2 separate regions of the Homo sapiens genome follow, and region 2 is linked to region 1. A link is a loop called in an ENCODE intact Hi-C map of the cell type or tissue named here. Cell type or tissue: MCF 10A. All regions are shown on one strand. Each heading gives the region's core, and the rest is flanking DNA. Links, peaks and the distances in the headings are about the cores only.

Region 1 (8,342 bases), core at 316-8,315:
TTTGGAACACCAAGCTCTGTGCTAAAGGGTGGGAGTCTACCGTGACGCACCATCATCTAAACCCAGGGCATAAAATCCCTCGTGGCCTGGATAGAATCCAGGACTCGTGGCTCTGCAATGTGTCTAGACTTGCTGGCTCCTTGCTCCTTGCTCTCCCAGGATTGATTGTATCTTGAGTTAAAAGAACCTGCTCTCCATTATCTCAAGTAGCAGAGCAGATGCTAAACCATCACAGCTGTAAATCATGTGCTTAATGCAACGTGCACTTTTGAGCTCCACATTCTCACCACCTGTTTCTCTGTTGGCTTACCAATAAATAGCGTGGGCTCCCAGAGCTGGGGGCTTTCGCGGTTTCCATATGCTAGGGATGGCTCTCTGGTCCTAGTTTTTTTCTCTCTCAAGCTGTCTTTTTCTCAATCCTTTAACCCCGCTGGACTTTGTCACCCCCACGATCTGGTGTTGGGTCTGATCACCCCAACAGAGATCCTCTTATGAAGACAATTTGATTATATTTTCGTAGAGTAGTTACACAGTGCTGGGGGGACTGTTTCTTTCAAGATTTTCTTTTTGCCTTTTTCTTACAGCATTTTCACTATGACGTATATTTGTGAATCTCTTTGCTCTTATTCTACTTGGTGTTTGTTGTGTTTCCTAAGTTTGTAGATTACAGCTTTTCAATAAATTTGGGAAGTTTTTCAGCCATCATATTCTTGAATATTTTATCTGTTCCTTTTTTTGTTTTCTACCTCTATTACTCCCAGTACAGATAAGTAGGTGTATCTAATAGTAACCCCACATTTCTCTGATGCTCTATTCATTTTTTCTTTTTCTGCCCTTTGGAAGTATAATCTCTATAGATCTATATAACTTCTCTAAAGCCTTATATCAGTTTAAAGCTGTTACTGAAACCACCCTCTAGTGAATTTTCATTTTAATTATATTTTTCAACTCCAGAATTTCTATTTTTTTGTATAATTCCTATTTCAATACTATCTTTTTAAAGCAACATTACCGTCATACTTTTAACCAAGGTTTTTTAAAATTCTTTGAGCTGTTTATAATGGTTACCCCTAAATCTCAACTTTATCACTTTCAGTTTCTGTGGACTGTTTTTTCTGGTGTATTGGTCATACTTAATCTGTTTGTTTCTGCTTTGCATTCCTCAATTTTTGTTCACAGTAATTGGAAACTTAAGATAATGTAGCAACCCTAGGCACTTCAACTCTCCATAGCTTATTACTGAGGTTTGCTTACTTACTTAGTGATAGTCTGGATTATTTTAGAGCAGTCTAACTCTCCTCCTCACTCCCCTGTAGTGTGAAGCCCCTGAAGTTCATTTTTTTTTTGCCCTTTGGAAGTATAATCTCTATAGGTCTATATAATTTCTCTAAAGCCTTACATCAGTTTAAAGCTGTCACTGAAACCCTCACCCCAGTGAATTTTTATTTTAATTACATATCTTTCAACTCCAGAACTTCTATTTGTCTTTTTTGTAAAATTCCTATTTTTCAATATCATCTTAGAGTAATGTTACTGTCACATTTGGGTATCCCAGTAGTTAGTAGGACAACAGTGATTATAAGGCCTTCATTAAGGGTCTCTTTCCCTAATACACAGCTGCTATGTTCTAACTGATGACCAATTCTGACCAATTGTGCCGTTGTTTTCACTGATGCGATGGGGCATGCCCATCACAGGTTAATCAAATTTAGAGTCCTTTAAAGCACGGGCCCCCAACCATTACCAGTCTGTGGCTAGTTAAGATCTGGGCCACATAGCAGAAAGTGAGTGGCTGGTGAGGGAGCTTATTGCCTGAGTTCCGCCTCCTATCAGATCAGCAGCATTAGATTCAAATAAGAGAGTGAACCCTACTGTGAACCATGCATGCAAAGGACCTAGGTTGTGCACTCTTTAGGAGAGTCTAATGCTTGATGATCTGAGGTGGAACAGTTTCAAGCCGAAACCATCCCCCACTGTCCGAGGAAAAACTGTCTTCCACGAAACTGGTCCTTGGTGCGGAAAATGTTGGGAAACTGCTGCTTTAAAGGGACAGTTGCTGAGGTCAGTGTTCATATTTGTTTGAACCAGTAGTGCTCTTTCTGCTGACACTGTCCTCTTCTCTCCACTGAACTGTGAACCTATCATTTAGCAATGAATCAATTTCCCAGTTGCTTTTCACCGTCGCTTTCACTGTTGTGCTGAGTGCTCTCAGGGTTGAACTTTTTCAATCTCATCCTTTGGGGTATACAGGTATAAAAGGAGCTCTCTGTTCTATATCCTGTTTCTCATTCTGGGCAAAATATTTGAGCTGCTGCTCTGGTGCTCCAGGCAGGGAAAGCAACAGGCCGTAATTTGAGTGACCTTGAGTTGCCAAATGACAATTGATGTAAGGTGGGAAGCAGCCTCAGATCTCTTAAGATTGCCCTCTCACTGAGCAGCTACCTTCTCAAGAGTCTGAGCACTCTCTATTGTATTATCACAATTTTTCTATAACTCTACACCTATCCTAAAATTTTTTAAAACATGGTAAAAGAAATGCTCAACTTCAGTGAATTCCCATTAATGAGTCTCTTGGACTACCTCTTCAGTGTAGGTGTAGGGATGTATATTTGGCAGGATGAAGAAGTAGCATTTATGTGGAGGGAAGCAAAGCAAAACACCTGCATTTTGCTAATTTTTTTCTGGGAATTGTCTACATATCCATTTTGCTAGCATGCTACAATGATTATAAATAATGTAGACCTAAAATATTAAGAACATTATTTCAAAATCATTAGTGATTACCCTTAAATTTCATTGCTTTTTTCCAGTTCTATTTTTGCATAGGGATCTATCTGTACTTTGATACATTAATCTGGATTCCTACCCATGGAGTAATTACTCCACATAGTGTAATTCTCACACACTTATCCTGACATAAAAAGAAGTAAGGCTTACAAAAAGACATTAACAAGTAATTCTGCAAATCTGTGAAGCTTTTGTGAAATGAGAAACAGCTCTTCTGGGCTAATGAGTAGCATTTGTGATTTGGGATGCCACGAGAATCCCAGATTACTTTCTCCCATCTATACAACACAACTGGCCAAAATACTGCTTTGTTAGTAGGGTGCAGGTTTATTTTCCAAAGATAAGCCCTTACTCTTGGGTAGTAAAGGTATTTTTGGAGGCATATTCCATGTTCTTTTCATGACTGAACTAGCCAGCTTACCATTTAGGACACTGTGCTTCATGGAAGCACTGAAATTTAAAGGCTGAGATAGTTGATCTGCTGGCATTTGCTTTTGTGTCTTAGAATGGTCTATGGAATGAAATTTATCTTCCAAAAGCATATTTTATGAAAGCTTGCGTATAAAACTTTCCCATTACAAGTTAGTAAAAGCTGACTTATTAACAGCTACTCTTCAAAGTGGTCCGATCACAGATTGAGAATTTTAATGAAGTTACCATGAAGGAAATGAGTTATGTGTCCGTGCACACACACACTAGAATTTTTACTATTTTGTTACAGCTGTTATCTTTTGGATATTTGATTGTTGACTAATACATACAAGAGTGTTATTAGTTTTGTAAAGACCGCAAAGGAATCTGAAGACATTTCATCCTTCTGAAATAAAACTATCTACTGGAAAAGGTTTAAGCTTAAAAAAATAATTTGAAATTTTCAAATTTCCTTTTCCTTCCTAAAATCTCCACTTGAACTTTATACTAGCCAGCAGCAGGGGACCTGGCTTGGCACATATTTTTGTAATACAATTGAATTTTAGGCTCAAAAGATTTTCCAGGTCATTTAATCCAATCCTTTTATGTTTATCAGACCAAATTTTCTATTGTCATTTAAAAAAGACTATTTTTAAAATTTCTTACATACCTTATATTCTGCTTCCACAAACATCTGACACAACCACAGTTCAACTTCAAAACTAGTAGGAAATTAAAAAGTTATGATATGACCATTCTACACACCTTAGTCAACTTTTGCCAATTGACCTAATGTCCTTTTGTTGGACTAGGATCTAATTCAGGATCATAGGATGTATTTTCTTACTCCTAAATCTCCTTCAATCTGGGACAGTTCCTAAGTCATGAAAGAACTTCGTGACGTTGACACTTGGAACGTACTGTTCCTTAATTTGTAGAAAAGTTCCTCAGTTACAACTTGGTCATTTTCAAACTTTAAGCAACCAAGTGTGGTGATTCTCAGGAACTCACAGCATATTAGTGGTGAGCACCTTCATACACAAATAGAAGATTGCTAACCATATGCAAAGTTTATTCCAAGATTTCAGACGGCATGCCAGCTGCTTCAAGGGTTGAGGTGGGGAATGTGATACAGGTCAATGAATTGGTTTAACAGTCATATAACAAACGTAGTAGATAAGTCTCCAATAGATGTCCGATTTCCTACGGAATCTTGGGTTTAGAGCTAAACCCTGGGACTAATTGGTGTGCTCCAAATGAAAATGTTCCCAAGCCACAGTTTTGAGTTCCTTTCTTTTCCCCTAGTGTGGTGTGTGTGGTTTTTTTTTCTAAAGCCATAGTGTAGGCTCACAAAACATTTAGAATATGGCTAGTAACAAAGTGCTCTTTCAAATGGGATTACGCAAGACTGGCTTTGGGCAGAGTGAGTGCTACAGAAGGTCAAGAAAAGGGAGCAAAGCTGGAGACTGATGGGAAAAACCCTAAACACACATACGCTGACGCTCACAATCATGTACTTCATAAACATACTTCATCTGCACACGGCCCCACCTCCGTCCCCGCTGCCCTTCTGTGTTTCTCAGCCAGGACACGCAGCCTCTGCTGTGGGTTTACACCAAGGTGCCAATGTAGAGACTAAAATGGACAGAGCAGGAATCCCTCTCCTCTCCAGGACATTTGCTGGAGTCTCCAGTGAAAACGCAGTAAACAGCAGGCAGGGTCCGTGGCGCTTGCAGTTCGACCTCAACCTGCAGCCACGGAGAGCTGTGGGGAGAGCGGAGCTGAGGCCCCGGCAGCTCCCGGTCCCGCACCGGGCTCTGCTGGCGGCTGCCGAGTTCCTGAGACTCCTGCCCCCGCCCGTGTGGCGGCGCCTCACTCCGCACCTGCGGCAGCCCCTGCCCACGCCGCCTCCACCCGCCCCGCCGCGGCCCGACTTCGCTAAAGTTAGGGTCCTGAGCTCCAGCACCCACAGCCGCCCGCGCAGAGCCCCGCGCCGCCACCTCGGGTCCCGGACCCTTCGCCGCCGCCCTCGCTCCCGGGATGGGAAAATTTGGCGCCGGTGAGCGCGTTCCTCGGCGGCGCGGCGCGGCGCTCTGGGTCCTCCGTGTCAGGGCGTCTGCGGAAGCGGCTCCGGTGGCTCCTCTGCTCCTCGTGGCACGCGGCCCAGACCCCCAGAGTACTGTCCGTGCCGGCACTGCGAGACCGGGCTCCTGCTGCTCCTCTCTCCTCCTGGGGTGCCACCAGCGCCCAACGATGGGAGAGGTGAGCAGGAGCCTGCGGGAGCGCAAAGTCCCTGAAGACTGGGGGCGACGGCAGCATGGAACTCCGCGGCAAGATGAAGATCCCTGGCTTCCGGATGGAGGAGCTGCGGCTCACTAGCAGCCTGTCCGCGGAGACGAGGAACCCCACCCACAAAGATGGTTCCTGGGTGCGACCAGGCAGCGTTGCGAGTAGCAGAGTGGTGATGGGGTGGGGTCGGGGAGCGAAGCGGGGAGGGAGTGTGAAAGTGGGCTTGGAGGGTCAAGGGCAGAAGGTGATTTGAGGCTTCTGACTTGAAGTGTGCAAAATAAAGGCTATGCTTGCCTTCGCCAGGAAGTATTTCATCTCCAAGATGGGCCTCAGTCCTCCTGGAACTCCCATCTTCATCTCTAAGCTCCAAACCTGGAAAAAAACAGCTTTCAAGTAAGAATGTAAATCCCTGGTTTCTGTCAATATGGCTTGTGAAGCTGAAGACCAGGCAGAGTAGGGTGTTAAATAAGTGCATAGTATGCGGTGGTGAAAGGGTTAACGTTGTAGGGCAGGCTGACATTGCCCTCAAGGATTCCCACTTCACTTGCTGTAAGCTTACTCTGGGGGCTCCTGTCTGTGATGACAAATGTCTAGGTTAATTTAAAGGGGACAAAATCTCAGTGGACAATCACTGCCTTCTAGTGTGGTCCCTGTCTCTGGCACTGAGGAGATGGAAGTTACATGGAGAGCAGGCACCATCTTTCTGAGAGAGAAAGTGATTAAAGCTGGGGCTTTACAGCTTGTGAATTGATTGTTCTCCAATGTGATTTAGTCCTGGAAACATCAATATCCAAGGGACTACAACTCCCTGTTCACTCTTCATTGCCTGACCACCTCTAGTGAAACCTGAAATAAAGACTTTTCCATATGAAGAAGGGGATTAAGATTCCAGGAGGCTGAGCCTGGGGAGGGAGAGTGGGTGTGTGGTGAGCTTTTGCAAGACAAAGTAGCAGGGCTGACAGCTAGTCATTTTTTTTTTTTTTTTTTTTTTTTTCCCCGGCCATGTCAGGAAGTTTTTTTGTTTGAGTGAATAAATCTGAAACTCTTTAACCTATCAGAAGTATCAACTTAAAGTGAACCTGGAAACTTAGTGACAAATAGTAAAACAACAGCTTTGGTGATTAAAGACCATTTAAAAGTTGTCGAGGCTACCACAGAACAGGCAGTGAGAACACGGTAATCAAAAGTGGGTAAAAATGGAACACATAAGTAAATAGAAGTTAGATCTGGAAATTGCGAGTTTGCTCTTTGAAATATGCACTGATTATCCAGCTCAGTATCAGTCACCATACCTTAGTTTGTAATGCAATTGCAAGAAACCTTCCCAGAGACATGACACTGTATTCCCATTATTAGCTTTTAAAATAACAGTTTTGGACAGTTTACAACACATTTACTCCTTGGGAATTCTGTTGTACATACTTATAGATTGTATTGAGGCAAATCATAACGGCATTTAGCATTGATAGTCCTGTCCTGAGAACATCCACACAGCTCTAGTATGTTACCTTAGGACAAAGGGTTCTGCTTTATGTCGTTCTGTAGAATTTTATTGAGGTAACTGCAGTAGAGATTTTATCCAGCTCCTGGAGACATTTGACTTCACTGCCTACGTTAACAATCATATCTTTTAATATCAGTAAAATATTCAATACTATTAACACATCACCACTAAAATAAGCATCTCACTTAAATCTAAACTTAAAAAATGTTTCCCTTCTTTTGGTAGTTAACTCAGAGTTGCTGGCTTTAAGTGCATCAAATATTATAAGCACTGGGAAACAAAACTTTTGGACTAGAAATAGATACTGTTATACTAAGCTGCAAATTATTAATCCTGAAATATTTTGGCCTGACGGAGAGATTATGCATCTTTGGCAAACCAAATGTTCACTTAAATGACAATGTTTTGTCAGATTGTGTGTGTGTGTACATGTGCACACATTTATACTTACAAGTCCAGTAGAGACAAGTGTGGGTCAGGCTTTGGATAGGTGGCTTTTGCAGTAAGTCTACTAAGGCTATTGAATGTAGTAAGTAATAGGGGAAGTGACTTAGTGTTTTAGCACCCAAAGTTTGCTAAGCAGTGAGATCTCTCACCTCTGAAGTCTTGTATTTCCTAACGCCAACCTCCTCAGCCACACACACACTTTTTCAGTACGTATGTTCATGTTTTCAAAAAGGGCTAATTTCATCTAAACACATTTATCTGTTTCAGCATCATGAAGGAGGTAACGTTTAAAGCTATTTTTGTAAATTGGAGCAGGGGAGGATCAGATGAAACTTAGATGGAGGAAACTGAATTAAATGAAAGCAGAGTGGAGACCTGACTTGTAGTCTTATTTGTTATGTACCCTTGACAAGTCCTATTTGTTGTAGTAATCTGCGTTTGAATTTTCTCATCTGTAAAATGGGGTCAGTGCCACTCAGAATTCATCCACAGAATCACATAATTTGATAGAAATAACAGGGCATTATTGTTGTAAAGTCCTGTACATGGGTGTGTCACTGCCTTTCCACTATTTTTCTTTCTCTCAGATTAATAAAGGACAGTTCATTAACCCCAAATCTAATAATAAAGTTGAAGACTTATGGTTTCTCACTTAGATATCCTACCTTAGAAAGAAGCACCATACGCCATAATATACATCCTTTGGAGTTCTCTGATCTTTATCTAAAAGTTTGCTGCTAAGAGAGACTAATGATTATAATAACATCTGAACGACAGGTACAAATAGATGGTCATTATGAGCTGCCCATCTAACTTTTCAAGAATTCTGGATGGTTTCCTTGCAGCATTCCTCTCTCCTGTTCCTTTTGCTGATGCTTTTGGGGAAGCCTTTTGAAGATGTAAC
Region 2 (8,342 bases), core at 105-8,104, 290 kb before region 1:
GCCTCAGCCTCCCAAAGTGCTGGGATTATATGCATGAGTCACCGCACCTGGCTGATGGATTATTTTTAAACCTGCAGTTTTCCTATGGGTATATCAACATTTGCCTCTAAAGAAAAATGCAATGTATTTAGACTTCAATGTCTTAATATTGGTGTAATTCAGATCCATGGTTACTTGATGTATCAGAATGAACTGGAGTCTATTGCTTTCTGATCCCATCACATGACTCACACGTCTTCAGTCTCAGGAAATTCATAAATTATCTTTAAGCCTCACATTCTTGCTCGAGGAAGTCTAGCAATTCTACTTTATTTACCTGATAGATCATGCAAGGTATAAATGAGAAGATGCTTTTGAACTGCAAAGTACAATACTACACAAAAGAATAAGCCATTTAGAGGTTAAATTAAATGCAAATAATGTAACAAGTATAAAAGAATGCATTATTTTACTTCAGAGAAAATATTGTTTTCCATTACTCTGGGAACATTGTTGACACCCTAACAATAAATATGCTAATGCAAGCCTTCATGAAGAGTTCCCTAAACAAAGTTCTCTCTGTGGAGCATTTTCCTGTAACATTTTGTTTGTCAAATTCTAGTTATTGTGCCTTTTAAATATGGCTCAAAATGTGTTTTTCCACCAATTTAAATTGATTTCCATTTAATTACTTCAAATTAGTGAGCTGGTATTCTAATCACATTCACTGACTTGCATCACATCTGGAAATGTATGTTGAAACACAAACACCTCTGCCTTCTAGAAATTACAAAAAGTACCCCTTCTAAAAGTTTTCTGAACTTCCTCTTTACCTAAAAAGTTACCATAAGTAGAAAATTGAAGAGACAGAATAATGGTCTTTTCAGTCCACTCATTTATAGCAATTTATGGTGGGGGAGGGGCAGAGACGTATGTCTTATGTTACCCACACCTGTGTCTCAGCTTCCAGCCTGAGGTCATTCCATAGCATATACTTCAGTGAGTCCAAAATAGTGTGGTGGTTAATTTTAGGTATCAACTTGGCTGGGTTAAGGAATATCCAGATAGTTGGTGAAACTGATTCTGGGTAGGTCTGTAAGAGTATTTTCAGAAAAGATTAACATTTAAGTCAGTAGACTGAGTAAAGAAGATCTGACTTCACCACTGTTGGGGGGCTGGAGGGTGGGCATTATCCAATCCATTGAAGGCCCACATAGAACAAAAAGGGTGAGGAAAAGAGGGTTCATCCTCTCTTCTGGAGCTGAGACATCCATTTTGTCCTGCCCTTGGCCATCAGAACTCCAGGTTCTCCAGCTTATGCTCTGGGACTTATTACAGTAGCTTCCCAGGATCTCAGACCTTTGGACTCAGACTGAGTTATACCATGAACTTCCCTGGCTCTCAAGCTTGTAGATGGCATATCATGGGACTTCTTAGCCTCCATAATTGAGTGAACCAATTCTCACTATTATCTATCTATCTATTTATTTATCTTCTACTGGTTCTGTTTCTCCGGAGAACTCTGAGTAATACAGTAAGTTTCCCTGGCACTCATCTGTTAGACTTACTGTGAGTCTAGCCAATCTTCTTTGCAAAAGCAATGCCAAGTTATAGTCTCCCAGAATCCATTCTTAAACATGTTTACAGAGAGTACACCTAGCACTGGTTCACCATGCAGAAAATAGAAGGTAGGTGATTGTTGCTAATTAATAGTCATGTATTAATAATTGGCTCAATGCATGATCAAGAGAGGTAATGTGTGAATTAAGCTATCAGTACCTCAGAAATGGACAGAAGAGAAAAGTCAATGAAGAATATGACACTGGGGAAGTCTTACTAAAGGAAATTGAGCCTTGGAGCGAGCAGAATTTAAACAGGATAAAATGTAAGAAGTATCCAAGTTAGAATTGAGGGGTGAAACTTTTGAGGGCTTAGGGTGGGTATGTATCTTTGACTTATTTTTTTGTACTTTGCTTTGCAGGGAATGAAATTCAAATCTGTGATTAATTCACGGCCTTACCTTTTTTACATAGTTGAGATGACACTTAATTGTTCAGATTGACATTCAGATCACATTCTGGGACAGGTATTTCTCTTTGTCCAAGGAGACAGCTCCTCCAGCCTCTACTCCATCTATATTGTTTCTAGAGGTATAACATTTTCATGGGACTTCATTCCAGCTAAGTTCGATTGGGTACTTGACCCAAGCTGGGGCAATGAGTGTCTTCCAGAGGAAAAACAATATGATCACTCTCTCCCTGGGACTAAATCTGTGAGACATAAAACTAGGCAGCTCTTGGCAGTTGTGTTTTGGCCATGAGGAGAAAGCTGTTCTGAGGTAAGATAGAAGAACAAGGCTAACACAATAAAAAGAGGATAGCATCTTGATGGTTCTAATATTTCTGAAGTCCAGTTACAAAACTGTTGGTAAGTTCTATTGTTATTCCAGCAAATTCCCTTTCTGAGTAAAAAAGTTCACGTTTTTGTTAATTTGTCTGCTACCCTATTTGTAACCAAAAATCATCCTAAATTATACATTGCAAGTTAGAATTATATAGCAAACTTAACAAAAGGTCCAGGGCCTGGTCTAGTCTATATAATGCCATGTAGTACCTTTATCTGAATTAGAGAAAGATGCCGCCTCTGGCCAGGTACAACTCCATCGGGGCTGTGTTGATGAGGAGACCGCAGACTAGATTCCAACTCTGCCAGCCTCAAAGCCAGATGCACAACCATATGCGGGAACCCTCAGCCTGAGTTGTAAGCACCACTGTGGTTTAAAGTCTCCCTCTATTTCCCAAACAGCTTATCCTTTACTGTGATTTTGTAGCTTGCATAAAGCATCTTTGGATATTCACAGAGAAAGTCTGTGGATAACGACCTCCATAATGACCCACAAATAGGAGAACTTTGGGTGAAGACAATGGATAGTGCTAAATGAGTAAGCTAAGGAGTCGTGTTACTTGAATCTTCTGCAGAAAAAAAAAAAAGTTGATTCCTAACACATTAACACTTTTTTACATTTACACTTGGCTGAGTCACCAAATTATGTTCCCAGGAAAAATGCCAATTGGTATCTAAAAATTATATTACAAAGTAAATGAAGTCATAATACAAAAAAAAAAAAAAAAAAAAGAATGCTCACAGTAGAAAAAGCTATACTTGGACAGGTCTACTTTAGCTTTATGGCCTGCATAGGCATAGCTCTACTCATAGAGGGCGCTCTTCCCTTGGCCAGGTCTGGGATTCTGGAGACACCAAATAAGGCAGCTTCAATTCTCAGTGAAAGTAGTCGAGAAAGTCTCCAAAACAAAAAGCTGATTTTATTTGCATCTTAAAAAGGTGCCCTTTTCCCCATGGAGCAAGGATCTTTAGAATATATAATCCTTTTTGTAAAAATTTCCTTAAAGAATACAATTTAGGTTTTTCACTCAGAGAAGGAAGAATGTTCTTAAACATTCAGGTTTGCCCAGGACTGAGGGGTTTCCCAGCACAAAAGACTTTCAGAGCTAAAACAAAACAAAACAAAATCTCTAGGCTTGAATGGCTCCTAAAGAAGAGCTGAGTGAAATAAATGCAGAGTGGTCCCTTCCCACCATGGACTTCCAGAATCCTAGCTGCAGGAGCCCCCATAACCCCCACAGACATTTGAGTTGGCAGGGAAATGGCCCAGAGAGCAGACAGACAGAGCTCAAATCCACCTGGAGCCCAGGTGGTTTGGCACGGGGACAGCTGCAGTGGAACACAGCTATAGGCGCCCATCAAGGCTCTCCATACTCCTCCAGATAGTTCTGGCCTTTGTTCACTGGTGGACATGGACAGAGCAGGGCTGTTTCTTGCAGGACCAGAGCACGTCTAATCTGCACATCCCCCTGTCACCAGCTTCTCTGAGTCCCTGTCTGGCCACACTGGCTCACAGTGCAGCCTCAGCTGCCCTCCCAGAGTGCTTTTGCCAGTGGCCACCATTATACAACTTTCACTGGTGACCCCCGCTGCCTCACTGAAGCAATTTTGCTGATGACCCACTGGAGCACTTTCACCTATGACCTCATTGCCACCCTACCAGAGCACTTTCATCCACAACCCTCAGCAGAGTGCTGTTGCCAGTGGTCTGGGAGCACATTGGTGCTCCCCCACAATAGCCAGTTTTCAACCTCAAGGGAACAAAGCTGTGGGCCTTGTCCCGGCACCCCCGTGTTAGAGCACATAACCCAGGAGTGCCAAGATGAGCCTTGGGTCTGTGAAAGCAACCAGAAACAAAGCCATTTGACTATGCTTATCTCGTACCACAGTCAAAACTCAAGGGCAAAAAAAGAACATAAAAGCAAAAAGCCATATCCAAAGGACAGTAACATCAAAGGATAAAGGATCATCTGTCCTCACAGATAAGAAAAAACCCATACAAGAACTTTGGCAACTCTAAAAGCCAGAGTGTCTTCTTATCTCCAAGTGATCATACAAGCTCTTTAGCAATAGTTCTTACCACGTTGAAATGGCTGAAACGTGAGACATAAAATTCGGAATCTGGATGACAAGCAAGCTCAACAAGATACAGAAGAAGGTTGAAACTGAATCCAATGAAGAGGACACAATGATCTAAACGTTGAAAGATGACACAGCCATTTTAAAAAAGAACCAAACTGAACTTCTGGAAATGAAAAGTTCACTATAGGAATTTCATAATTAGAAATATTGACAACAGAATTCACCAAGCTGAGGAAAGAATCTCAGAGCTTGAAGATGACTCTTTTGTATCAATGCAGGCAAACAAAAATATTTTCCTTGTGAAACTTTCCTTATTACCTCAGGACAGTGTTGGTCACCGTTTTCTCTAAGCTTCTATACCACTTTGTATATACCATTATAAAAGCATTTATTAACAACATAATTAAATTGTGTGCTAGTTATATGATTGTACATCTGTTTCTTTGATGGACTAGAAGTTGTATGACTCAAGGGACCATGTCTTATTAATTCCAGCTGAATTCATACATATTACAGATTATTAAAGAAATAATGTGAGTAATGAGTATTCATTCAATTAAATAATAAATCAACAAAGAAAGAAAGCAGCTGTACTTTAAATCATTAAAAGATCATTAGCGTGGTAGATTTGTATTACATCAACTTAATTAGGCTTGAACTGTGGTTTCCAGAATTCTCTTTTCTGGATATTTGTTGTACATGTGGCAGAGTACAGGAGAAATCTTGTAATAGATTGGGAAGACAAAGAGAACCAGGAGTCACCTTTTGTATTTAGATTCAGACGGCTGAGAGTAGTACACAGGTACTTTTGAAGCTCGAGTATGGCGTCGGTCACCTGTTATCCCACCTGGTTGATATAGGGCTGTAGATCAACGACCGCTATTGGATGCCCGCCTTCAACTTTTCAGTTTCTGGGTCAAGTAGATATTTAGTTTCATGATGAAATGCATCACTTTCTCCTCCAGTACACCTGTGTCATAGAAGGTGGAAGCTTAGAGGCAATGAGAGACTGACCCCAGTTCCTGTTTACCATGGGTACCAGAACAACCTTGCAGATTCCACTTTGCCATTGTTTGCACCATTCAACTTTTGTCTACCTGCCCCTTTAGATTTTAGTTTCTAATACCTGCCCCAGAAATGGCCACCTCAAAAAGACTGTTTAATAAGCTCCCACCACTACTTAAGATCAATAGCTAATTTTAAACCATATGTGTGTGTGCATGTGAGTGTGTGTGTGTGTATGTGTGATCCGTGTATCCCAGTGATTACAGTGGTTATGCTTTTCTGTGCTAATCTTGACATGGTATCACTAGCCACCAATGGCAACAAAGGCTAAAGGTTTAGATTTTCAATAACACCGGATTTCCTAGAAGGGAGCAAATTTTGTGTTTTAGAGCATTAGAGAAATCTGCTGAACGAGAGAGACCTGGCATTGGGTCTTAACATTCGGAAAGAGTATAGAGAAGAGCCATTTGGGACACCTTGTGAGATAATGATACAAAAGTATGTTTTACTAATTCTTAATACTAACTATTATAGACTAAATTGTAACACACACACTCACACACACAGACACACACATACACACACACAAATGTTAAGTTGAAGCCCTAACTCCTAGTGTCTTAGAATGTGACCTGATTTGGAAAAAGGGTCGTTGCAGATGTAATGAGTTAAGATAATGTCATCCTGGAACAAAGTGAGCCCTTAATCCAATATGAATTGTATTCTTATATGAAGATGACCATGTAAACACAGAAACACAGGAAGAACACCATTGACAATGAACAGAGATTGGACTTATAGGAAGGCTCAAGCCAAGGGATACCAAAGCTTCCTGGGAAGAAGTAAGTAAGGATTCTCCTAGAGTTTTCACAGGGGCATGGCCTAGCCAACATCTTGATTTTGAACTGCTAGCCACCAGAACTGATGTTTTAAATATCTTTTGTTATAAAATATGTTGTTTCTTAGGGCTGCTATAACAAAGCACCCCTCAAGTTTCTCTCAGGTGTCTGCAGTCTAGTGGGTGGTCTAAATGGCCAAGCACAACACTCGGCTGTATTTTTAATGCAGGCCAACAATAGCAACAAAGAGATCTTAACTTGGAAAGTGGCACAACCACAGCAGAAGAGTTATTATTTATGTATTTTGCTTACATAATAGTCCAAGGCATGTGTTTCTGGTCAGCTGATAACTTTCCTCGTTGTGGTGATTCAGGAATTCAGAAGCTTTCATCATGTGATCTCTCTATCCCTTGCAGTATAATCTTCATGTACGTTTGGTCATGGCATAGCAGAAAGAACATGGAGAGAATCATGGGGGTATGTCTATTAATCAAATCTAAAAGTGGGGCTTTCTGCTTTTGTTTATTGGCTAGAACTAAGTCACATGGTCGCACCTACTGCAAGCAGATATGGGAAATGCAGTCTAGCTTTGTACCCAGAATTTTTTTTTAAGGATTTTCCCTGAATAGCTAGCAGTCTGCTACTCAGGGCATCTTGTTTTAGTCAATAATTCCTTCTCCCTCACTCTAACAGTCATTATCTCCCCCAAAAGACTATACCAAGTTGTCATCCTTATCCAATGTCTGGAACATGACATGTTGTACATCACAATCTGATCATTAACTATGCTGATTTTACAGGTATATTTTCCCCAAAGTAACACTTGCTGCATGAGGTAATACAGGGATCTGCTGATCTTAGACTGAATGTCATATTTCAAAGAAGAGTTGTCATCCAATCTAGAAATAGTTTAATTAATTTCTAATATTTTGTGTTTCTGTAAATACAGTGACTATTAATAACAATTGTTTCATTTTAACTGCTATTAAGCAACCTCTGAAAAATCACAATTTGACTGTAATCTCATTATGTATTAATAGGATTGTATACTTGGTATTTTACTAGTACTTTATATATAAATCTTAAAGAAAACCTAAAATAATATGTTATTATTACACTATTCTAATCCAGCAGTGGCCTAGATACGTTAAGTAATTTGTTCTAGGGATTTGAATTTGTGTTTTTCTAGCTTTAGAGCTTATGCTATTTATTATAGAACATAATTCATTCTTTTCACATCCCAGTCAAGCATTTAAAATACACAACATATTGTAATTGGGTCACCATGGACATGGAACTGCATATTTTTGCCCATCAGACCTGCACTAAATTGAGGGTCAAGACTCATATGTATAAATCTCTTAGAAGAGTAGTGAGAATGATGCCTTCTGAAAATGAAGTCTATTTTCTGTGTAATTGTTAGGTCTGTTTTAACAATGACATATTTGTGATGTATAATTGGCAGATGATAGCAGTACCGAGACAGATAAGAGAAAGCTAATGATTCATATGCATAAAGAGTTAAGGTTTTATTGTTGGGGGCCCAGAGCTAAATCAAATAATTGTTCTTTAAAATGGTAACAGTTATTTTAAGGAGTCAGATAATATTTCCAAAGCTTCTTATGGGGCAAAGTGTCATCTAAAGAATCTCAAATTATTTTAGGATTGTTATAAATCCAAATAAAAATACACATTTAATTGCAGTGATAGCTTAATTGAATTTGATTTTAAAATGTTCATTATTCAATTTTAAGCTTATATGTCATTACTAAAGCACACTGTCAATGCTGAATGGTAAGATGATATTTTGTATTGGTTCTGAAATTATCTTTTGAATAGGACAATTGTATTTCGATTTTTGATGTGTGTGTATGTGTAAAAGTATTATTTGTAAACTGTGAACATGTAAAGTATACCACAATTTTGTAAGCCTGTCTAGATGATTAGTTAATTAATTTCTATATACTGGCATTTATGGAAAGTAGAATAAGCCAAGTTTCCTTCAACTACTCAACTACTGAGAAGTCTTGGCTC

What was found. A loop is a pair of places that touch in the nucleus more often than their neighbours do. Peaks named below come from ENCODE experiments on the same cell type or tissue, not always from the same donor. Only the 100,000 strongest peaks of a DNase experiment are listed, where the experiment ranks them.
Region 2: a loop joins it to region 1, with 8 times the contacts of the local background. A loop is called at or near these places in 2 of 110 quality-filtered maps.

Annotation. Positions count from the first base shown.
Region 1 is chr10:107,911,785-107,920,126 of GRCh38, reverse strand. All of the region lies in intron 4 of LINC01435 (long intergenic non-protein coding RNA 1435), which reads left to right. Among named protein-coding and RNA genes, the nearest start is that of LINC01435, 150 kb to the left of the region's middle. In MCF 10A, for the core only: no CTCF peak of the experiment used is centred there; a DNase peak (open chromatin) is centred at 4,716.
Region 2 is chr10:108,199,466-108,207,807 of GRCh38, reverse strand. No RefSeq gene overlaps it. Among named protein-coding and RNA genes, the nearest start is that of LINC01435, 130 kb to the right of the region's middle. In MCF 10A, for the core only: a CTCF peak has its summit at 3,202; a DNase peak (open chromatin) is centred at 3,197.